Regions from separate parts of the Mus musculus genome. Here regions 1 and 2 are each linked to region 3. The links are chromatin loops, found by intact Hi-C in ENCODE. Cell type or tissue: left cerebral cortex. All regions are shown on one strand. Region 1 holds the start of Peli1 (pellino 1). Region 2 holds the start of Gm39608 (a long non-coding RNA gene). Region 3 holds the start of Lgalsl (lectin, galactoside binding-like).

The links. A loop is a pair of places that touch in the nucleus more often than their neighbours do. Peaks named below come from ENCODE experiments on the same cell type or tissue, not always from the same donor. Only the 100,000 strongest peaks of a DNase experiment are listed, where the experiment ranks them.
Region 1: it touches region 3 in a loop (2.4-fold over the local background); 3 of 42 quality-filtered maps call a loop at or near these places.
Region 2: it touches region 3 in a loop (2.0-fold over the local background); 5 of 42 quality-filtered maps call a loop at or near these places.

What each region holds. Positions count from the first base shown.
Region 1 is chr11:21,086,813-21,094,812 of GRCm38, forward strand. It overlaps Peli1 (pellino 1), which reads left to right and starts at 4,512. Exons shown (of 7, transcript NM_023324.2): 1 at 4,512-4,866. In left cerebral cortex, no CTCF peak of the experiment used is centred here; DNase peaks (open chromatin) are centred at 4,390, 4,980, 5,406 and 5,699; H3K4me3 peaks cover 2,999 bases; H3K27ac peaks cover 1,951 bases.
Region 2 is chr11:20,897,314-20,905,313 of GRCm38, forward strand. It overlaps Gm39608 (a long non-coding RNA gene), which reads right to left and starts at 1,431. Exons shown (of 3, transcript XR_872289.2): 1 at 1,283-1,431. In left cerebral cortex, no CTCF peak of the experiment used is centred here; DNase peaks (open chromatin) are centred at 1,430 and 4,838.
Region 3 is chr11:20,828,049-20,836,048 of GRCm38, forward strand. It overlaps Lgalsl (lectin, galactoside binding-like), which reads right to left and starts at 3,060. Exons shown (of 5, transcript NM_173752.4): 1 at 2,926-3,060; 2 at 2,228-2,299; 3 at 1,990-2,078; 4 at 1,221-1,398. The coding sequence starts at 2,961. In left cerebral cortex, CTCF peaks have their summits at 60 and 3,524; DNase peaks (open chromatin) are centred at 1,265, 2,259, 2,499, 2,699 and 2 more places; H3K4me3 peaks cover 3,218 bases; H3K27ac peaks cover 2,276 bases.

The DNA.
Region 1 (8,000 bases), 260 kb after region 3:
TATATGGAACTATATTGTGAAGGAAAAGACATAGTTTCAAGACTTCACAGATCTTGATAGACACACACACACCACCTTGGTTTCTATACCTGTGTTTATAGCACAGCTATTATCTAAATTGTGTTCTATCTACTTTATTATTGTGGCTTACATGAAAGTACTGTAAAGTACTATTTACTATGCCTATATCCTAAGGACTACACTAAGCATTGGCATGCATTTTATCCCTCAGGAGAAACCAGGGTTAGAGTTGAACATTGTGGCACATGCCTGCAATACCAGTATTCAGGCAGAAGCAAGAGGATATCAAGTTTGAGGCCAGCCTGGGATATACAGTGTTTCTGAGACAAGTGTAAGACACCTGGAAAGGCACTCTGTTAAAACAAAACAAAAAATCAAAAGGAGCCAGAGGAACAGCTCAGCAAGGACAGGAGCTCTGACTGCACGGGACTCTCAGAACCCATGGAAAGGTGGAAGGCAGAATCAATTTCACAAAGTTGCCCCTTGGTATCCACACCTACGCACATACAGAATAATAGTAAGGAAGGAAGAAAGAAAGGAAAAAGAAAACATAGAAATAAATAGTGATGTTTATCTAGGAGATGAGCTTATCACCAAATGTATGAGCCTCAGAGTGAGGATGAAGTTGCTGGTGGAGCGGCCAGATTCAGTGCAATGCTTGGGTACACCTGAATCTAAGGAACATATTCTATCTCATGAAACTGCTGTCGGCGTGTAGTCACTCTGCTTAGATTGAGTTGTGTAGAACTAGAACTGCCTTTAAACAGGATAGAAATTTGTTTTCCTCGGAATCTTAAAGCAGGAGGCAGAGTCCAGAGCAGGTGTGTCAGCCCCATGATCATTAGGGACATAACTTCCATGTTTCTGCTTCTCCATCCACAGTTTGCTTGTTTTAGGTTGAGATTTTCATTTTATCTTCACTACTGTGTGTCCATGTTTGTTTTACTTCTGACAGCTATTCCATATTTCAGAATCCACTCTTCTAACTTACCACAACTCAGTCTAAACAATATGAGTCCCTTTCCTCCTTCAGTCCTTTGAGTTATTTGTTGCAAAACATTTTACTTTTGCACAAGTTATGGTCTTATACAGTGTTGTTGTGTTGTAGAAAATATCAATTCTGACCCAGGATTTCTACCTCACCTTTATCATTTAGTTCTCATATGAAACACACACACAACCTTTACATGTAGTATGTAGTTTTTATTACCCCACTTTAGGCTCCAGGCAGACCATACTATCAGCCACACCCAGGTCCCCTCAGATCCATGGATGAAAGACACACATACACACACATACACACAGAGTCACAGACACATACACACAGACACACACACATAAACACACACACACACACAGAGTCACAGACACATACACACAGACACACACACACATAAACACACACACACAAACACAGACACACACAGAGACACACAGAGAGACACACACACAGAGAGACACACGCAGACACATACACACACAGATACACACATAGACACACACAGACACACACAAACACAGACACACACACAGAGACACAGACAGACAGACAGACAGACAGACACACACACACACACACACACACACACACACACACACACTAGCTCATCTTTGATATGCTTTAGCTCAGTGGCCAGGCTCTCCTAAGCCTTCTTCAGCTTTTACACCCTTCTCTTCACTCCCAGCTCAGTACCTCTAATTCTGCCCTTTACTTTGTTGCCCGTTTATCCTCTCCTTGTTCAGCGTCCTAAATCTGCCCTCAGCTTGATTATGTTTCTAATATCCCACCTGCTACCCCAGGCCTAATTGGGGAAGAAGCTGATGGCCACTCTGCCTGAGATCTGACATGGCTGATGTTTTTTTCCCCATCTGAAGCATGGCAAATCTTTTCTCTCCTTGATCTGCTAGTTTGCCTGTGTGGAGTGGGGGGTAGAGGCTGGGGGAGAGGGGCAGACTGCAAGTCCTGCCTATTCCTCCGAGCTCATTGGCAGCTCGCATCTTTACTGATCAATCAAGAACCAACTGGGGACAGGACCTTCAGGTTCCCATGAAGATTCCTGATCAGAGCATCAGAACAACCCCTACATTTATATTTATAATAAGCCGTAAACAGCACAAGAACTGGGCAGCTATCTACCTTCTATGCTATTAGAATCTACTTTCTTATAGATAAATACAAATTATTACTTAATATTTACTATGTTTCATCTGGGATGCTCTTAACTCCCACTGGACAGCCCCCAGGGTTGCACTTTTATGGCTCACTTAACCCATGGTGGCTTCTCCTCCCTCCTCCTGCACTCCTCTCCTCCCTGTCTCCTAGGACTCCAAGCCTGAGAAGCCTAAACTCCACTTATGTCTCTTCTGCCCAGCTATTGGCTGTTGGCATCTTTATTTACTGATCAGAAATAACTTGGGGGTAGGGTCACAAGTCTATGTACAGACTCCAAGTCTTGGGGGCCCACATTTAGCATTACAATAGAGAGCAAGATCAAACCTCAACATTGTTGTTTTTGCCTTAAATTATCTTTAAAATGTTTTTGATGAAGGGGGATCTTACATATTTACAATTTTTGGCATTCAGGCTGTTAGGCTTAAGAGTGAGCACTCAACCCCACTGACCCATCTCATAAGTCCTGTGGTAGTTTTTATATGAATGCGCATTTACCCTGATCAGGGTCCATTAAGCTTCTCAAATATATCTTATCAAAAACTCATGTTTGAATACTGCTTCCAGAAGAAATAAAAAAAAGATGACATTCTTTAGCATATTACCCCCACCCTTCATGGGCTTAGCTGTCTCCTTCATTTTCTTGAAGTTTCCTCATGCCTCTCTCCCCAGTGTGCTTCTGCCACCGCCAGCAAATGTGCCATTAGCCTCTGTGTCCTCGAGCTCCCTGCTCCTTCACTGCTCTCTTCCACCTTTGCCAATAAAATACACAAACGTGGAAGCCGTGAGTCAGCCCACATTCAAATGATCTTTGAAGCACTTCCTGACCCTGCCTGAGTCTGAGGTAGTCTGAATTTTCCTATGACAGCATAGATCACACTGAGTCCATTTATCTGTCTCTTCCTTGGCAGAGAGAGGGGACAATGAATACAAAGTATGTCTCTTTTATATCTTTACAGCTCTATTTTTGAGGCCCAATAAAGTGCCTGGCACATAGTAAATACCTTTACTTGTTTTTTAGTATTTTATTTAAATATCTACATTAAATATTTTAAATACAGGTGTCTTGCCTGCATATATGTCTATGGGCCAATGAGGCCAGAAGATGGTGTTGGATTCCCTGAAGTTACAGGAGGCTGTGAGTGTCCACATTGGTGCTGGAAAAGAAGCCAGGTCCTTTGGAAGCGTGACCAGTGCTCTTAACTGCTGAGCCCTGCTGAGCCATTCTCTGTCTCCCGTGTACTTGTTTCTTAAATTACTTATTTCTTCATTGATCAAATAATTATGTGGTCTGTGGGCATCCAGGGTTTTTGATCCTAAGACTATTTGAAAATCCTTAGTTTCCCATCTTGAAATAGATGTCTGATTCCTTGGCATTAATGTTTTTTCTTCCAGGTTCTAGGTACTCTATTAAGGGAAACTGAGGCAAATTACCTGTAAACCTTCTGGAGAGCCAGTACTGTGTTTTCTCACACCACCATACATGCATACCTGGTCATTTAGAAAGGGTGTAAGACTTAGCTGAGCACAACATACCCATACCATGTTTCAAGGTGCCGTATGTTGTAATTTGATAGTGAGAAACTTGAATCGGCTAATACATACATTGAACAGTTCTGAACTCTCTCTACTTATCTTTTGAATATATATTTATGGAATCTGGATGTTTGAAGAACTATAGATTTTCAGATGAACAAATTGCAGTACAATGATCCAACAATGCTGTTAATGCTGAACTTGGGTTGGAATTAAATGTAACTAACCGAACAAAGAAATTACAGAATTCTGTTAATGGTCACGCTCCCTACAGTTTTATAACCTAATTGTTAAAACACTAAGAACAAGTAGATTTTTAGTACCTTGGGTAATTCTCTTGAAGGAGGCAAAGGAAGGGGGTATTTATGATTTGCAGAAGAAATCTAAACAACCAAGGAGACTGCCATGTCAAGAGGAAGTTAGATTTCACTGGGCACTTGGAAGTGGTTGGGGGTGGGGTGAAGCAGGAGGGACTGGCTGTGGGCAGGAACCCAATGGCACCAAAGACACAAGACCAGCCTTGTTTAGTCAACTACAGTCCAGAACCTTCAGGCTTAGTGAATGGGTGACTATGGCAACAGTCCCCGCCCCAACCCCCTTGCGCGTGCACAGCGCAGAGCCAGCAGTAGGCTCCTCCACAACAGATACTTTTTTTTTTCTCTCTCGGTAAAGAGAACTACAGTTCCCAAGAGCCCTCTCGGCACCGCCTCGCGATGTGGCCCTGCCCCTTACCCTTATGCCCCGCCCTCCCGCTAGTCCCGGTCCCTCCTTCCCAGTGTGTGTCAGTGACCCAAAGGCGGTTCGAGGCGGAGGGACCGTCGGGGGCGCCGCCGCCGCCTTCTCCAGCGCCAGCAACAGCAGCAGCAGCGGCAGCGACAACAGCAGCAGCGGCAGCAGCGGCCGTGCGGCGCCACCGGATCTGCCTGCAGCCCGGGGAGCTCACCACAAAGCGGGCCCGAGCCTCCCTCTCTAGTCCGCGCTCGGCTCTGCGTTCCACTCGGCCTCGCGGGGCTCGGCGGCTGGCGGGAAGGCGGCGGGCTCCGCTGGTGCCTGCGTTCAACCGGTGCTCGCGCCGCCCCCGCGCCCCGGGTGTCCGTGCGGCGGGCCGAGCTGGCGTTCCGGCCACCAGCAGTCGTCCGGTGAGTGCGGCGCGGGCGGCGAACGGGGGCGCGAGGGCCGGCGGCGCGGAACTTCCTCCGAGCCTTTGCCGGTGGCGGCGCGGCGGCCTGCGCGCCCGCCCGCCCGCGGGGAGGCGGCGGGGAGCAGAGTTTGCGGCGCCGCATCCCGCGCGGAGGGAGGAAGCGCCTTTGTGAGGAGCTGCCCGGAACGCCCTCCCCCACGGCTGGAGCGGGTGCGCGGCGGAGGGGAGCCCCAGCTCGGCGGCCCGGTTCTCGCTCCCGCGGCCAGGCTGCAGGCCGGCGAAGTGGAAGGGGAACAAAGGGGCGGTGGGCTTTTCTTTTGTTTGTGTGAATCTGATAACTTCTCAGCTTCCTTACGTAACACAGAATTCCAAGTTAGTCATTCTTTTTATTGTTATGATTATTGTCATCATCTCTGCGTGCCTCTACGTTTCCTTTCATCTTGGGAATCTCAGAGCATTTTAAAAACACTAATTAATTTCACCTCCCGGCCCTTGCCAAGCCCGTTTCCGTACGTGGGTAAACTGAGGTCCAGAAAGCCCTCAAATTGATGGATACGCTTGATGTACCGCGCTGGTGTCTGAGGCTCCGAAAGCGTTTATGAGTAATAACTCATTCTCCAAATGCCCTGTGGAAAAGTTAAAGATGCTCATTTTACTTACAGGTTAAATGAAGTCTGGAAGAAGTCTAGGTAATTGTTAGGTAGTTGAAACAATAATTCTTTTTAAATAGTATTTGAATCTTAAAACCTCAAAGGACTTTCTGAAAAATGTTCCGAGTGGTGAAGATACTGTAAGTCATCAACTCACTTCGCCATATATTATGTTTATATGTGCAGATCTCTTACAAAGTCAGACAACAATGATGAGGGAGGGGATAGTTTTTACTTAACCTACATTTAACATGTTTAGTCACTACTCACAATATGCTCGTTGGTTTTAGCCCCAGCACTCTTCCATCAACAAATATTGAGCATCTCATCCACAGGACGCTTTATTAAACCGAGAATTGAAGCTTTTGTGTATCAAAGGTTGTCTGTTTTGATTCAAAGGCTCTTTACTTTCGGGTAGTAGAGTGTTACTTTGTCTTCGTAGCAGGTGATCTTTTGTGTCAGATAGCACAATGTCTTTTCTCCACATTAACCGAGTTTGCCTAGTCGTGTGAATTTAAAGTTTTTGAATTGTGAACAGGGTGCAGTTCCTCAATTTCTTGTTTCGGTTTATGATGCATTTTCACAGGTAACAACATATTTCCCCAGAGTATTCAAATACACATACTTGAAACATTCTCCTTATTGTCTAAATATAGCATATAATTTCTTTGGGTTTCTTTCTTTCTTTTTTTTTTTTTTTTCACAGTTAACATCTGTAGTAAATACTCTGAGGGCAATTAATCTTTTAAACACTTTTGGTATCAAATGGAAGGTGTGAAAACTTTAAATCAAGTGTTATTTCTACAAGTTCTTTTCCTAAGTTGTATGAGATTTAGAACTGTAATAGCATTATTTTCATTTACACACTTAATTTAATTTTGTAATGCCCCCAGATTTTAAATCTAGTAGGTGTGTCAGAAAACGAAAGTGAGACTTTAGATATTTTTTCTTCTGTTCCCCAACCTATCCCCTTTCTGAAGTTTGTTAAGAGATCTGTTGAGCAATTTGAAAATGGAACACTTAAATGTATAGAAGATTGCTTATATGGTTATAGTGTTTCATCTGATAAATTTAAGGAATCTTAACCACCTAGGTTTTTAGTGTAAACTGGAAACCACCTTAGTTGGAGACTTGGCGGTTATTTGTGTGTTCCTTAAAATTAGCATTTAAGTAACCTTGTATTGACCTTTTCTGATAGTACTTACCAGCCAGCTCTACCAGGACCATTTGTACTTTTAAGGAACCCACTAACAACAGTGCTTTTGTCCTGTCCGATTCCAAGAGTCCAGAGGCAGAAGTTAGTGAAGTCTGGGTTTGCTGCCTTCCTGAGTTCTTTAGGATGCTTTAAAACAAATGGCTGAACATTACAGGGCAGGAAACAGAGCTATTGAGGCAGTTTTCAGAGGGAAGCCTCAGAGGGTTCCTATTTGCCTTAGTTTCTGCTTCTGTTTTACTTGTCAAAATGTCAGTTAAGTCCCTTGATTTAGAATGTGCTCCACTGTGGTTGCCCAGTAGATAGGTGTAAAGGGCTATAGAATTCTGCTTTGTGAACAGTTTTTCTGTTCACAGAGAAATGTAAAGCAGATTGAAAAACCCATTGATAGGCTCAAAAGTAATAGATAAGGCAACTGACAAAGACTTTAGGAAGTATAATATTAAATATTCCTGGAAACATTTATAAATAAGGAACAAAATTCTAGTTGAAGTCCCAGACAATAAATTACACATAGCACGGTCTTTCAATTTATAGATTTGTAGCCGTCTTTCTCAGAGCCCTTCTTCATATGTCATAGAAAAGTCTATATAAGATACTCTTTCAAATGACTCGGGCTGTTCTAGAGTTTCTTACTACACTCTAGAGTTTCTTTTTACACGTCATTGTTAGAGTCTCACCTCTGCTAGGGAAAGCTCACCTAGGCCTACACTAATTTGTAGGATCTTAAAACAAGAAATACAGGTCACTCAGAGATCTGGATATGATTTCAAGTTATCTATTAGTGTTTTCTATGCTGTTTTAATAGATACGTGCTTGGAAATACTGGCTAACATGCTATACTTAGTAAATTCTAAGTCATCTTTGTTCTTGTGCAAGGAATGTGTGCTAAGGAGAAGCATGAGATCTCCTGGGGGGAGTTTACAGGTTTGGTTTGGTTTGGTTTGAGAGGTTGTTTTTGTTTTCAGATCAGATTTTGCCTTGTAGTATTTCCCACCCTAGCCTTGAAATGAAGGTCCTCCTCCCTAGCCTCCCCAGCAGTGCTCCATGCCTGGAAGATTGGAATCTTTTGATGCAGTAGGTAGCCACTTTCAGAAATAATTTAGAGAAAAGGGGCTCCATTGACTGACTGAGGAGAAATGAATTGCACGTGATTCTCAAAACATTTTTCTCCCAAGAATGTTACATGGGATATTTTAGATGATGGAGATCATCAAAGATGATGATGGTGATGATGGTGGTGGTGGTGGTGGTGGTGATTTTGTCACA
Region 2 (8,000 bases), 69 kb after region 3:
GTATGTATCATACACACACACACGCACACACACACACATTGAAAAAGAAAAAACTTAGAACGATTCCTTTAACAGGAACTTCCAGTCACCTGACATGCAAGTCACAGACTCTGTCAGGCATGCCTCCATCATCCTGGTCTTAGCTGTGGGCAGTTTCTCCCCAAAGGCCAGGGACTCTCTCTCTCTCTCTCTCTCTCTCTCACTCAGACACACACGCATGCACACACACACACACACACACACACACACACACACACACACACGACTCTTCTCTCCAGTTTCCAGTGATCTCATGACCTGTAGGCGAGGCGGAGAGGAATGAGATGTCTCCTGCATTTCAGTCCTTGAAAGGGATGGGAATGAGGCCAGAGGGCCCTTGTGGAATGGAGGCATCTGCAAGAGTCACTAAGGTCCCTGAGCCTCTGGGACTGCCCCTCACTGCAGCCGAAGGCCACCAATGGGTCCACGCGCCCCCAGAGCTGAGAAGCAGAAGAGCTGCAACCCTTAGTTCTTCAACATCAGCTTTTCTACAGCACCCAAGTAAATGGAAACTGAAGGCTGTGTTAAAGCTGGCCTCACGAGTCTAGGTCCCAGGGTTTGATTTATTCTCAAGCTCAGTGTATTGTAATTGTTGTTGTTTGGTTGGTTTTGGTTTTTCGAGATAGGGTTTCTCTGTATAGCCTTGGCTGTCCTGGAACTCACTCTGTAGCCCAGGCTGGCCTCAGAAATCAGAAATCCGCCTGCCTCTGCCTCCGGAGTGCTGGGATTAAAGGCGTGTGCTACCACTGCCCAGCTAGTTTATTGTAATTTTGATAGAGTTTCATTTAGTTAAAATCATTTAGGCTCATTGTATATCAGTGGATATCAACAGCTTTTAACTGTCAAGGCTCTGACACCCTGTGAGTTTTGTACTGTTATAGCACACTGGCCCAAAGCTGACCTTTTTCCTGTGAGCTGCCTCCTGGAGACAGCTGCTGTCAGATGCCCGTTGCTTTCCCTCAGGTCCTCCCAGCCACGGCAGTGGTTGCTTCTGGCTGGTGTTCATTGTCAGAGCTCTAACCCCAGGGCCAGCTTCAGGAAGGTTCTCACATGTAAAGTTGTATGGAGACTGCCCAACGGCTGTGCTCCAGACTTTCGTTCTCACAGCCCTTGAGGCCTTTGACCTTGTACAAGGCTCCTGCCTGACTGGGTGACCACAAGGAGACACCTTCTGGGATGACTGAGGGGAGAAAAGGACACCTTGCACCAACCCCTCCCCACCTGCTCTCACTTGTCCTCATACCTTCTCCAGAGGCCACTGGGGGAGAAGGGACATTCTGGGGAACTCCTCGTTTCTTCAACTGTGTCCCTGCCAGATGGGCACAGTTTTCAGCTGGAGAGACGGGTGGGCAGTTGTTTCCTTTATAAGAGGAGCAGCTTGAATGTGATTTTCCACACACTGACTCATGGGACTGTTGGTGTGGCCTGGACTTTGGCATGTGGTTCTGTCTCTTGCTGACTTGGAGACGGGGCTGGGGAAGCTGCTTTGATCTAGTAACATAATTTCTTCCATGACTGGGTTTTACCCATAAGGACACTTATTTTCTTCTCCAGTCTGAGGACACAGTGTGGGGATCTCTCACAGCGTCCTCCTGCCTGAGGATTCATCTGACTATAATTGAAGTTGTCTGGACTGAGCTGCCCTGGGAGGCATTTTGGTGTGCAGAACCAAATGTAAAGGTTTATGGGTATTCCAGACAGGACTCCCTGGCTGTCTTTTTAATGCCACCCAACTTTTAGGGACATTTGTCTGAGGAAGTGACTCTGCTGATTCTCCCTAGTCATTAGTTTCCTTGGTTTCCACTTCCTGTTTTCCATCTTGACTGGGTTCCATTCACACCAAGGCAGCAAAGCCTCACCCCTCCCAGGCCTCATTCCTGGACCCAGTGGACAGCAGGCAGCAGGGGAGCACACGCCAGTTAGATGGTAAGTTAGGCCATCGCCCAGCGTTGAGCCCAAGATCCCTCTGTGATCTGGAATACTGTAAGACAAAGGAGATAAAGCTCAGAGCTCCATCCCAAGCTAACTAAGGATTCAAAAGCTGTTAGCTGCTCAAGTCATCAATTAACAACTATAAATAAGAACATGAGTGCTTTCCTATTTAACAATTCAATAACACAGGCATCTACAGAGTGAAAAGTAAAAGTGCCCCGCACTGCCCCTCTTTCCCAGCATTACTAAGAGCGCTTTCCCTGCCTTGTCCTTCCTAGGGGAGGAGAAGCTTAGCACCTGGTGAGTACAGCTGTGTGAGCCCAGCAGTGTTTGGTCATCGAGAAGCCACCTGGCTATGGTGGCCCTGGGAGGGTTTTGTTTTTGTTTTGTTGTCGTTTTGTTTTGTTTTTGCCTGGTGATGTTATAGCTGCCCCACTGTGAGTACAGACATTCTGTGATGCTTATACAACGATGAGCTGCTCTAACAATTCTTTTTTTCAGAATGTGTTTATACAGTGAAGCAGCCCATGACTATATAGCCTAAGTGCAAACACCCAAGTGAATGCTAGAAGTCTATCTCCTGTCCAGATTAGAAGTTCTCCATCGTTAGCCCTTCTGCCATGATGTCTGCCTTGGGAGGGAGGGTTCTGAGGAATCTGAACCAATGTTCTTATCTCTACATACAGGCATGTGCATGCACTGCCTGATATACGTAATATGAACGTAAATACAAGTGCATACGTTTTTAAATATGTGTTGCTGTGGAAAAGAGTCTCCTATGCTCTTGAACTAGCTATGTAGCTAATGCTAACAATAAACTTCTGATTCCCCTCACCTCCACTTCACGAATCCCGGGGGTAACAGGTGTGCACCACTATACACACTACATGTGGTATTGGGGATTGAACAGAAACTATGGCCCCAGAGGACTCCAGGAACCATCAGGGACTTTGGAGGAAGGAAGAACTGAACTCAAGGCCATGCCCCATTCTCCTGTCTTCTGAGCCCCTGCAGACTTTAGTGGATGCCAAAGGGCAACCTCACCTAGAAGCTGGGGCAGAGGGATATAAAGAATGGTTCTGGGAAGGAAGGAGTAAGGCTACATGGAACTGATTCCCTGTGACCTTGTGACTTCAGAGGCAGGGAGGAAAGCCGAAGCCTGAGCTTGGTTACCCCAAGTGAGTCCCTGGGTCCCCATCTGTACCCCAAGTTTCCTAGTGGCAACGGGCTTAGGTGGAATGAATTTGGGAATGGACTGAGCTTGGCAAAGGAGCCAAACTAAATCTCCGGAGGCAGTCTCTAAATTGTTTCCAGTTCTATTTTTTTGGATGACCTGAGACAGCCCTTGATTAACATTCCCAACCCTGCCCCACAAGGGGTGAAGGTAACTTTGCTATACACAGCAGAGCCAGCAACATAGCTATAAAGAAATCAAGCCTCCAGCACAAGCTTGGCCTTGTTCTTCTGAGGTGGGGGTCTCAGTGTCTGTACAGTCAGGAAGACAAGCTTTTTTCAGGGTGATAGTAAGCAAAATTTATTTAGTCCACAAAAGAGATCAATCGAGTATAATGACCGTTTGCGTTTGTTAACAGCTGTAGACTAGTGATTCTAATGCATGAATTGTGAGGTGTATAGATAGATTTTCTATCAAATATGTATGCACACATTCTGTCAAGCTCAGGTTTCATTTTATTTAGGTGCCTACTTGGCAAATAAAACATTTTTGGGGTTGGGGGGATTGTCCAGTATCCTACCAAGTTAAACCAAATTCATTGTACGAGATATAAAGCATGATGTCATTGCTTGCTAGAATCAAATGAAATCTGTGCATTTATTAAGAGATGAGGACATAGTTTAGGCCAAAGAAAACAACCGTTAGTAATTTAAGCTCTAGTACCGGATTCTGTGGGTTCAAATTCTGGCTTTTACTGGTTATGGGATCATGAATGCAAAAATAGAGGTGCTGTCGCCTAGGCTATGGCCTGTTGTGAGGATTCAGGACTAAATGCAATGCTTGCAGAAGTCTTAGACCTTCCTACATGTGTATTGGCACGATCCACAGGGTTGTACTCCTCATTCGCTCGTCTCTCATTAGGTGTACACTGAGAATCTACTTCAGGTTCGGTGGGAGCATAGAGTTAGGTGGTCAGATTCCACAGGCCCTCATGGACTGAGGAGAAAACAGTGGCTGGCAATCCAGACAGACAAGGGGGAGCCAGAATGAGAAGAGGGCCAAGAGACTGCCACAGATGAAGGATAGCAGCCACAGGACAGTTGAGAGGTCTATAGGTTTGTTCTTGGGGTTTCTGTGGAACAAAGTTTCTGAGCTGTGTTCCATTGATCACTGGTCCCACAAAATGCTTTAAAGATCCACGCCAAACAGCTACAGAAAATGTGTACCCTGAACCCTCTTAGGAAGGCTCACAGTGTGAACTCACAACATGTACCGTAATTCCTAAGAGTCCTGCTGTTAAAAACCAAACACTAACTCTTTACCTCAGCTCTCAGACTCTGCCCCATCACGCCTTCCAAAGGGAATACTTGGTAAATCAGTCCAGCAGCGATGAATAACTTTGGAGAAGGGCAGGAGGAATCTTCATGTCAGCACAGATGCTGCAGATGGGCACTGTGGCTGTAGCAGCCTGGTGAGAACCCTGGGAGAGGAGCTGAGCTGGATCAGTGCAAGCATTCTTGTGTGGGGCAGGTGCCAATATCTAGAGTTACCTTGAAAAGGGTTGTAAATTCTGAGGAAGAAGTGACCGGTGGTCTAGACAAAGAATATTGCTTAAAAAAAAAAAAAAGAGTCCCTGGAGCACACTGCTTTTCCCTTTTCCCTTACTAGAAGGATCTCTGCAAGAAAACCTGCCCGGCTTGGCTTGGCCTCCTAGAAACCAGCTCAGACAGCCAGGAAGGCTGCACACTGGCACTGGAGAGCCTGCCAAGGGAAGCATGCATTCTTTGACTTTGGCTACTGGAATCTCTCTCTGTCTCTGCCTGTCTGTCTCTGTTTCTCTTTCCCTCTCCCTTCCTCCTCTCTTGACCTCCCTCCCACTCCTTTGCCCCTCTCCCCCACCCCCTCTGACCCTCTCTCCTTATTTGGAGCAGCTATAGAAGCAGCTGACTGAAGCTGCAGGCTGGACACCATGCCTCACATCCCGATTCCTTCTGATTGACCCTGAAACCCAAGGTGACAGTTTGCATCCACATCTCATAGTTTCTGAATGTTTCCTAAACCTAGCTAACCCACCAAAGCAGGACGTAGCCTTCTGCCTTTAGGGTAGAAACACACTGGCCTAGAACTAGTAAGAGAATTGGTGAAAACCTGCTTGGAAGGGCTGACATGTGAATGGACACGTGATTGCACATAAACCAGTTAGCACGTCTGCCATTAAGTATGCAGAAGATGCCTTTTGTTCCTGGTATTGTCTCCTGTGCACACAATAAAAAAAAAACCTCTGTAAGATTTTTGGGAAATGCTTTGACTTTAAAATTTTTTAAACATTTTTCATGTATGTTTTGCCCATACATATAAACATGCATATATACACACACACACATGAACGTGTGTGTGTGTGTGTGTGTGTGTGTGTGTGTGTGTGTGTGTACACTATGTGCATGACCATGGAAATCGGAAGAAGGTATCAGATCCCCTGGGTCTGGGGTTACAGAAGGTTGTGAGCCACCATGTGGACACTGGAAACTTGTGGGGCTGTGGGTATAGGGAAAGAGGAGGAAGGGGAGAGAGCCCGCATCCCGCCAGAGTTCCTGTGCTCTGGGCAGGCAGATGTGGGAGGACTGCTGGATGTTTTCCACTCTGCCCCGGGTGGGCATCTGGCTATGTGAAGCCACTGACCCCATTCGGTGGGGAGTGGACAAGGGGCAGCTCCCCTTCCAGGTTCTCAGTTTCCAGCATCCCGTGTTGGATACTGCAGAGGAAATGAGAATAGAATAGGGGCCCCAGGGCAACACTCTTGACCCCAGGGATATAGAAAGAGGGCAGAGGGAGAGAGGTTCTCACGCAGGCGAGTCCTTAGTCTGAGCCTTGATGAACAGAGACAGTCTCTGGTTTTAGAGCTTTATTGTAGAAAGGCAAGGGAAAAGAGAAAAGGTAGAGAGAGAGACCGGCCATGGCCAAGAGGAGCGAAGGGGAAAAAGGAGAAAGAGAGAGAAGAAAGGCTAGAGAGTAAGAAAGCTTAAAGAGAGAGAGAGAGGTAAAAGCTTAGAGAGTAAGAGAGAGAGAGAGTAAGAGGGAGAGAGAAAGAAGGAAAGTAAGGAAAGTAAAAGCTTAAGAGAGTGAGAAGGGGCCAAGCAGCCCCTCTTATAGTGGGCTTTGTTATCTTGCTGTTGCTAGGTAACTGGGAGGAGTCTAGCTTGAAGGTCAGAAGCTTAGGACATTGTCTACTTGACTACTAGCCACATGTTTCTCTTATAGGGGCTGTGGAGGCGGTAACTTGACAGGAGCCAGGGGTCCAGGAGACATGAGGGAACGCCTACCATTCCATGTAGATGGGAATTACCACCCATCGGGTTCCGGAATTCCACCTCAGCTCGACTGGAGACCAGCCTGTCTGTACATAGCCCATTGCCCCACAGAAACTAAGCCTGGGTCACCTTCAAGGACAACAAGTTCTTTTCCATTGAGCCACCCCTGACCCCTATAAGTAACTCATTACTTATGCTTGATGCATTTCTGGCTCTTGAAACTCACGGGGACCTTGGGCTCTGTGGTGGTTTTAATATGCTTGGCCCATGGGAAGTGGCACTATTAGGAGGTGTGGCCTTGTTGGAATAGGTGTGACATTGTTGAAGGAAGTGTATCTCTGTGTAGGAGGAATTTGAGGTCTCTTAGTGCTCAATCTCTGCCCAGTGTGGAAGAGAGTTCCCTCCTAGCTGCCTGTAGAAGACAGTCTCTTTCTGGCTGTCTTTGGAACAAGATGTATAACTTCAAATTCTGTATCTCCATGTCTGATGTCCAACTCTTTTCGGTTTTGTTGATTGCAATGAAATCCTTTCTCTTGGGTTAGTTCTACTCCCTGTTAGCAGCTTTCCTCAGCTCTGGCGTCACAAACATATTGGGGTCTCTAACACAACTTCAGTGTTATAGCTTCTTGTTCCAACGTCTGAGATCCACACATGATCTTCTGGTCTCCTCTAAGGAGCTTGAGTCACTTCTCCACCTCTCTACCCTTTGTAGCACTTTGTACCCTTTGTACCCTCTGGCTGACTCCACTCCACTGCTGTTGCTGGTCTTGGTGATTATCCCATGGTACTGACATCTACGATACACTGGGGTCTTCTGCTGCAGCTAGGCTTCCCAGATAGCCTGTCATGGTGTCAAGCCTCAGCTTCTTTACATGACCCCTTCAGTCCTGGGTCATCAACTGCAACTGAGGCTATGCCTTCACTAATGGCCATTCCTGGCTTCTCACAGTGCCGAGCCTCAGTTTCTCTCCATGATCCCTCCATGCTTCAGAACCAGGACCACCTGGTGATTCTTACACATTACCCAGTCTGGCTGCCAGCCTAATGCCAATCTCTAGAACACAGTTTCTTGGTGCTCTCCGAAAATACTTCTCAGAGGAGTTCATCTAAGTGATGCTGGCCTCTTCTTAACCAGTGCTAATTTCTTAGCTCCAACTACCCAGCATAAATGGTTCCAGGATCCCTTTCTATTCTTGACTCTAAAGCCAGAGCCATGGGGCTGAAGATGCTAAGTTCTGCTCCTTGCTGGGGCAATTACATCAACACAAACTTTCTGTTTACCAACTCCTTCACTGCCTAAACTTGACTGTCCTAGAACTTGCTCTGTAAACTAACCTTGAACTCCAAATGCCTCTGTGTCCTGAGTGATGGGATTAAAGGTGTGTACCACCATGCCTGGACCTAAACTTTTTTTAATTCCCGTTTACAAGATCTTTATAAGTTCTGGATTATAACTCATTCCAGATATAGTCAAGTTGACAACCGAGAATAAGCATCACAATTCATCCCTTGTGATTTGACATACAATAATATCTCCTTATATCTAA
Region 3 (8,000 bases):
TCCGGTCGTAAGGGGAACAATCTCATTTCCTTTACTGATGTAAAAAAGTTATGGATTTTTGTTTTGTTCTAGACTCTAAGGAAAGAGAAACAGTCACGGTTCTTGAGAAGACCCACGTGAAGTGCAAGGTATCAAGAGCAGTTCTGTTTACTCTGGTCTATACGTAGCACAGAGCTTTTAACCGAGGTGCCGTTACTGACGTATGGTACGATTCATGCAGACAGCAGCCTCATCTCCAGGCCTGACCCGTACACAAGTCTGTTCTTATATTACTGACTTGCACCTCTTATTTGTCCTGCAGAGGAAGGTAGTGAGTGCTACTGCTGCCTGATGGGGTGGCAAACTGGGTTGTTTCCTGCCTGTTAGAGACTGGGAGCCAAGGAGCTCTACCCAAGCCCTAGGGAAGAAACCTGTCAGCCACACAGCTTATGACCATGAAACAGACACGCTTAATTAACCCACACGGGAAAATAGTTATACAAATATGGACTCATTAGCAAAGTGAACAAGAGAAAATGAAATGATAACCACTAAATTGTTTTAAACCCATAACTAATAAGGTTTTGAGGTATTTAGGCCAAGAAACATGAAAATTCTGGATACTTACTAATATCTAGTGATCAATCAGATACTTGGGGGTAGGTTATTTATGTGCCTCACACTATATTGGGAATTACACAGAAAATTATTACTACATTAATACCCCAGCTTGACCTGATGGCATAGGCCTGTAATCTAAAATACTCTGTAAACTGAGCCAGGAGGATTACAAATTCAAGGCCAGCCGGGGAATTTAGAGAGTTCCTGTTTCAAAACAGAAATCAAAACGAGGATTGGGAGTGTAGCTAAGTTGTAGAAACCTTAACTAATGTGCACAAGGTTCAGTCCCTAGCACCACCCCAGAAGTTAACAATAATTAATACCTCCGCACTGGCTAAGTAGAATTACAGTTAAGTACTTAGCAATTAGGTATGCATATATGCATCCATTAACTAAACATATGGTCTGAAGAGAATCAAGAGCTACTAAGGCAAGCATTAACATCTATCAGCAAACAGACTTCTTTTGTTGTTTTTTATTCTTTTCTCTCGGCCTCGAGACAAGTTCCGGGCAACAAATTTCTTGGACATGAAGAAATTCTTAAAGAGCTCTTGGCACACAGTAGATACAGAGTAAGTAGGGGCCCTGCCAACACTGCATCAGGCACTCAAGGTACCTACCCTGAACGGCTGGTCTGGGATGAATGGAAAGTAAGGGATTGCCGACTGCTCCTCGCCTCTTTCTCCTGAGATACAAGAGTTTCTGAGCAGCTGCCGGTCTGTGAACACAGCTTTGAGTTCAATTGCCACATCGGCAGGAGGATCTTCAGAGTCTCCACAGGTCAAGCTGATGGCAAAGCTAAAAAGAAAACAGTGTCACTTAGCCAGGAGTCAGATGTAACATTTTAACTTGACCCAGTTCCTCCTCCAGTGGGTTCATCGGCTTTTAATGGGCTGCTACTGTTTACACAGTTTAAACACAGACACTAAGGATTACACTCAAACCAATAGATTTTGTTACCTAAAGTAGGCTCTGGTGAAAACTCCAGTGGAACTGAAAATAATTACAACTGAAGACTTCAAATGCCTCAGGCCACCCTTGCATTAATCCATCTCAGAGTTCTCAAAAACAGCCACAGAACTTGACAAGGGAAACATCTTGTAAGTTTGGTTCTTATTTATTCTAACAGGTTTGGTTACGACTACCGTGTTTCAAAACCATAAAAAAAGAAGTCTTTTGGCCTTCTCAAGGGTCAAAGATTAACTGTAGGCCTATTTTTATCATCACTGATATAAATAGCTATCTGCAGAGATGATGGCTAGGATTGATACACATTCTTTTCATGGGAACATGGTACTTTCTTGGCACTCCTAACTAGTGACACTGTGCAAGTAGGGTAAGGGGAGGAGGCAGCCGCGGGACTCAGCAATGGCAGGGCTCTGCCCTTACCTTTCGGGGTTGAGATCTACGATGCCCATCACTAATACCTTCTTGCCTGGTCTCATGCCACCTTTAATGTGCCCACAAAATGGAACTATCTGCAAAGGAAGAGGGGAGAGACAGGATGTTTATGGGCTGTTAGAGACGAGCCAAACCCTCAGCCCTGAGAATCAGACCCATTAGAAAGCAAGGAAATGCACCAGAGGGGAAAAGGATAAAGGCAGAGACACGGAGCACATTGATTTACCAGTCGTGGGAAGTACACGTCGGCTTGAACTGGAGAACCCAAGGAGTTGTTTAAGTGCCCATCATCAAGTTTCTAAAAATAGAAGCACACAGATTGGCTTTCCACAGACCCTTGTTTATTAGGGAGTGAATGGAAGGATGAGGAATCAACACAAATCTGTAGTGATCCAGCAGCCCTCCACAGACACACATACATATGATGCCTCTTTATAGCCCATTAAATAACCGCGAAACAAAACCCGGCCTTTCCATCCGGTCTAAGCCTCTGATGATCCCCAGGCTCTTGAGACCGGATCAAATTCAAGGTCGCGGCCCACCCGGGAAGCAAAGCCCGTGTAGGTGGGCGGCAGGCCCCTCTCCAAGCACAAACGCTCCCGGAGTCTCTGCCCCCTGGCCTGTCCTCGGGGACGTGGCTGGAGTGCAGCGGCAGCGCTCGGCTTCTCTCCGGAGCCCCCGGCGCGGGACCGTTTCCAAAGGGGTAAATCCCGGACGCCGGGACCGCGGCCCCACACTAACCCACGTGCACGCACACGCGCCCAGCGCGCACCTGGCCGGCGCCCTCCTGCCCCGCGCCCGGGGCCCCCCGAGCTCGCACCCCGCGGCGGCTGACAGGTACCGCGCTTCCCGCGGCACCGCGGGTCCGTAGTCCTTGCCCCGGCCCTCTGAGCTACCCGCCTCGCGGGAGGCCGCTGCACTCACCACCACGGCGTCGCTGTCGGCCACCGACCCCGCCATGTTCCTGCAGCGAGCGCCGGGGACGCGGCGGCGGGCGCGGGTCCGAGCCGGGCGCGCGCACACACGGGCGCGCGTGCACGCCCCAGGCTGGCGCGGCCGCAGGCCCGGGAGGGGGAAGGGAGGCGGGCGGCGCGGAGATCGCGGCGGCGAGGGGATGACGGTGGCGAGGGCCGCAGTGCGTTGGCCTGGGGTGGCATTTAAAGGCGGCAGGGCTCGGCTCGGGAACCGAGAACCGGGAACAGGGCGGGGACGGGGCCCGGGAGCCGCGGCTTGCTAAGCGTGCCCTGCCCTACGGCCATTGGACCACGGCTGAAGGCCGGAGGGCGGTGGCCTGTCGGCGGGAAGGTGGGTGGGGCTGGGGAAAGGGGTGAAGGGAGGGCCCAGGTGGGCCAGGTGACAGGTGCTGGGGACACTCCTGGTCGGTACCCTACTCACTCACCTCCTTCCGCATCCTGGGGGACTGTGGGGGTGGATCAGGAGTGAGGTCGAGAGAAGGTGGAGGACTCCAAAGAGGAAGACCTGGTATGGCTTCTTTCAGAGAATTCCAACCTAGTGGGAGGAAAGATAGTTGCACTGTTTGGAGGAGAAGGAGAATGGAGGTCCAAGGCTTGTACATATTTGACCCTAAATAAAGAAGCAGCCAGGACTCTAGGGGGACAGTTTGCTGAGCGCCGACCAACCCTCTGTTCCCAGGGAAGCGCAGGCTAGTGTCGGGGTCCCGGAAGCATTCTTCAGCAGGTGCCCGGCCAAGCCGCAACTTGAAGTGGACACAGTTTCTGTCCTTAGCTATTTTACGTCACTTGCTTAGTTTGGGGTAATGGAGTCTCCAGTCCTTCTTTGTGTAATACTTCCTAGGGAATACACTCCTCTTTCACGCTAAGGCTCAGACTCCTGTAATGGTATCCTGACACTAGCATAATTATGTAACTTCTCAGATAAGGCTGTATCAACATACTCTCTATTAGGTGACATACTCGGCTTGCCCAATGCACTGTGTGAATCACCACACTAATAAGCAAGGAGCTTGAGCAAGTGAGCTGCTACAGTCCCAGAGGGGCCCTTTGGGGGACCTGGCGTCTCTGCAGCTTTTGTGTCCCTTTATGGACCAGTGCTAATCATGGTAATCTCTGTGGGACAGGGAACATGCCTGTAATCCACAGTCGGAGCCTTTGTGGAAGTGGTTCTCAGAATTAGAGACTGAAGAGTTGTCATTGTGGCTCCCATTTTGCTCCTGTTTACTCATCTGAGCTTGAGAATCACACCTATTAATTATTCTAACATACTAGGCAATTACAAGAAACTTGATATTTTAAAGTCATACTTTGATTCTCTGAATTTCTAAGAGTCAGCATAGGGAAAAAATCATTGAATTATTTGCTATTAGCTAAGCGTGGTACAATATATCATGGTTATTATAAAGGGCTGGTGTCTTGGGTCCAAATTTAGTTTCTTATTACTGATAGTAGCGTGCCTTAATTTCTTCATCAGACATGATAATAATTACTACGATGATCCTATCTTGAATTACTGTGAAGATTAATAAATTGGTTCACACACCTTCCCCAGAAGAACACTCAGCACATTCTAAGCAACAGTTTTGAGTGTCTGCTGTTGACCAAGAGCTGAGAATTAGCAGGGGCATTGCTGAAATTACATTGTAGCGAGGAGAGGCAGACATAAGCAAACTTGCAAGTATATAGGTAGTAAGACAGAAAAATAAGGCGGGGAGGAGGAGAGTGCAGGATGATGCTATTAAAGTAGGGTAGTCTGGGAAAGTGACATTGAGAATTCTGAAGGAGGGAGGGAGAAAGGGAGGGAGGAAGGGAGGGACAAAGGGAGGGCTGGCTCAACCTCCAGAAGAGGTTGCTGGCTCAGGAACTGTAAAGATAAAGTTTGCAAGATGGGACCTGTAGATTAATGCTGGACATGTGGAGCAGAAGTGAAGGCTGAGGTCTTGGAGACACCTTTTACTTGAAGGGAACAGAAAGACACTGGAAGTTTCTGAGCCAGGGAGAGGAGGTTTGGTTTTGGAGGTTCTGGGGAGCAAACCCATGGCCTTGTATGTGCAGGGCAAGCATACTGGCACTGAGTCACATCATGGACCTGTACTCTCTGATGTTGACGCATCCCTGTAGCTGATGTAACAAGGGCCAGAGAACAGGCAGCATGTAGCCAGGGCAGGAGGACAGGAGGAGGGGGCTCAGGTTCTGTGTACCTGCATCTGTGCTCACAGATTTCTGACATTGTGAGGAGACCATTGCCTGCAGCTGGGCCACCACCCTGCCCAATTGCTCTAAGAACTGGGACTCAACAAAGATTTGCAAAATATCCCACTGCTGAGGTTTGTTATCCCATGATGCTGATTCCCTCAGACTCCCACTGGGAAGGGAAGCCACAGCCCACTCTAACAAACAGGGCCCCACACACTGCTCTAAGTCCATTAGGCACTTAGTTTTTAATAACTGTTTTTGTCAAGCCAGTCTCCACTCTTATGAGCAACATTCACACAAGAAAAAAAAAAAAATCTCCAAACTCAGCATTCTTTGATTGCCTACTTAGGTAGGAGGGCACAACTTATCAAACAACTTTTCTGTATTTCAAAACATGATTACAGGTTTTAATTATTTTAGGAACTATGGCCTAGTTATCAAATGATTCTTTTAGACATACACAGAATTTTCTCATACCCAAACAATTAGGAGAATGCTGTAAAACTTGGCAGTCAACACTAGTTTTGAACATTTCATTAACTTCGGTTATTTATGGGGAAGCTAGATTCAGCCTCCGGTGTGTGTTTTAATTACAGACCAAAATAAAAGCCTCCCTCTGAAGAAGATGGTCATGACCCATTCCCTAGAGGAGCGTGGGGCTTCAAAGATGCAGTTCCATGTCCCCTTGTCCCCTTCCACATGGCAACAGAAGCCTGGCAAGGAGGAGGCAGAGGACCCTGCTTCTGCCTTCAGAGCTGGTGCTGTGAACAGGAGGTGTTTGGAGACTCCTCACAGCCAGATTAGTGCCTGTTCTGGGAGTCGCTGCCACGTACCCAAGCCTTCTCTCCAGCTTACCTTCAGCGATTTCCAAGAGACCACTGACCTGAGTCCAGTGCTTGATCTGCCAGAGTGTGACAGGACTGTGTGACTGAACCTGAAGTCTAATTACATCTCTTCATTGTTTCTGGACACTTCTGGTTGCATTTGTTGGCACGTAGTCCTCCCTTTTGTTGTTTTTATGATTTTATTTTATTTTTTTATTTGGTGGTTTAAAGGGCTTTTTCATCTTGTAGTTTTGCAGAAACTTGCCTGGTTTGGCTAGAAGGAAAGAGACATTCTGTCCCCTGGGGATTTAGACGCCCTGACCCACAGGAGGGAAAACGGGAAGCATCTACCTGGCTCTCAGGAGTTGGAGAGGAAATGTCTAGCTGACACAGACCTCCAGCCTCCTTCAAAGCTGGAAACTAACAGCCCAGCTTCTACAAGGAACATGGAAGTTTAAGTTTGATATCTACAGTGAATGTCCATGTACTTTGCATATCTAGCAGTTCATTGAGCTGGGCTGTGCTTTAATTGCTATTTTGTTAATGTTGTACTTTCATAAAAAAGACTAAGCATGGTGGCAAAGGTCTTTAATCCCAGCACTGGGGACGCAGGGGCAGACAGATCTCTTGTGAGTTCAGTGACCAGCCTGGTCTATGTATCAAGTTCCTCAGGTAAGCCAGGACTACATAGTGAGACCACCCTCTGCCCCTGGCAAGACAACAATGCAAAACCCTGAGAGCAAAGTCAAAACCAAGCACACACACATCTTCACTTAAAGCGCCTAGCTCTGAGTATGGTAAGGACACCACTGTTACCATAATGCTGGGGCTAAGGACACACCATTCCAAAATAGTCCACCCACAGGGTAGCTCTTTGGCATATTTCAGCTGGTTTATCCTGAGAATTTGCAGTTAGGAGTAGCTCTGAAAAAAAAAATTCACCTATTGTACTGGCTAGTTTTGTGTCAACTTGACGCAGCTGGAGTTATCACAGAGAAAGGAGCTTCAGTTGAGGAAATGCCTCCATGAGATCCAGCTGTAAGGCATTTTCTCAATTAGTGATCAAGGGGGAAAGGCCCCTTGTGGGTGGTGCCATCTCTGGGCTGGTAGTCTTGGTTCTATAAGAGAGCAGGCTGAGCAAGCCAGGGGAAGCAAGCCAATAGGGGACATCCCTCCGTGGCCTCTGCATCAGCTCCTGCTTCCTGAACTGTTTGAGTTCCAGTCCTGACTTCCTTGGTGATAAACAGCAGAATGGAAGTGTAAGCTGAATAAACCCTTTCCTCCCCAACTTGCTTCTTAGTCATGATGTTTGTGTAGGAATAGAAACCCTGACTAAGACACCTATAAAAGAAATAAACTGTGTTAGTAATTACCTGTATCAGGAAGCAGTATGCCCCAAATGATTTTATGCCTGGAGAGGACATAGAACCAGACAGCCTTTATGCACCACGAATTTCTAGGTTCACTTTCCCATAACATGTCATTCCCCACCCAAGCCCCTGTTCTCCGTAGCTTAGGGTGCTATACAAGCTTCTGTCTTCTGCCCTTTCTCTGATTCTCCCATTTTTTTGACTCTTGTGGCAATGTGTATAATTAATATGATTTTGCTCCTCTTAATCTGTCTTACGTCAGTTTAATTCATAGCCTAGGCAAAGAACTAGGAAGTCAAAGGGAAGCCATCTTCCTAGCCTTACATTTATATAATTTATTCTACCTCTGCATACTGTTGCTTCCATGTGGCAATGTTCAGAATGAGTCTTTGAGCCTCTCTGCCAACATGCTGGCCTGGAAAAATGAAGATCAGTGCTTCAAACTCAGGAGCTAGTTCCAATATTCCCAATCAGATAGGCCCTGCCCATCCAAACCCACCCTATCTGATGATTTCCAATATAGCTGTTCCGGTGGCTGCTTCATAGACTGAGCAAACTGTTGAAGAATGTGTTTTTAGCATTTCTTTGTGGTAGCTCAGGATGAGCACATGAACACACATGTACCACTGGGCTGT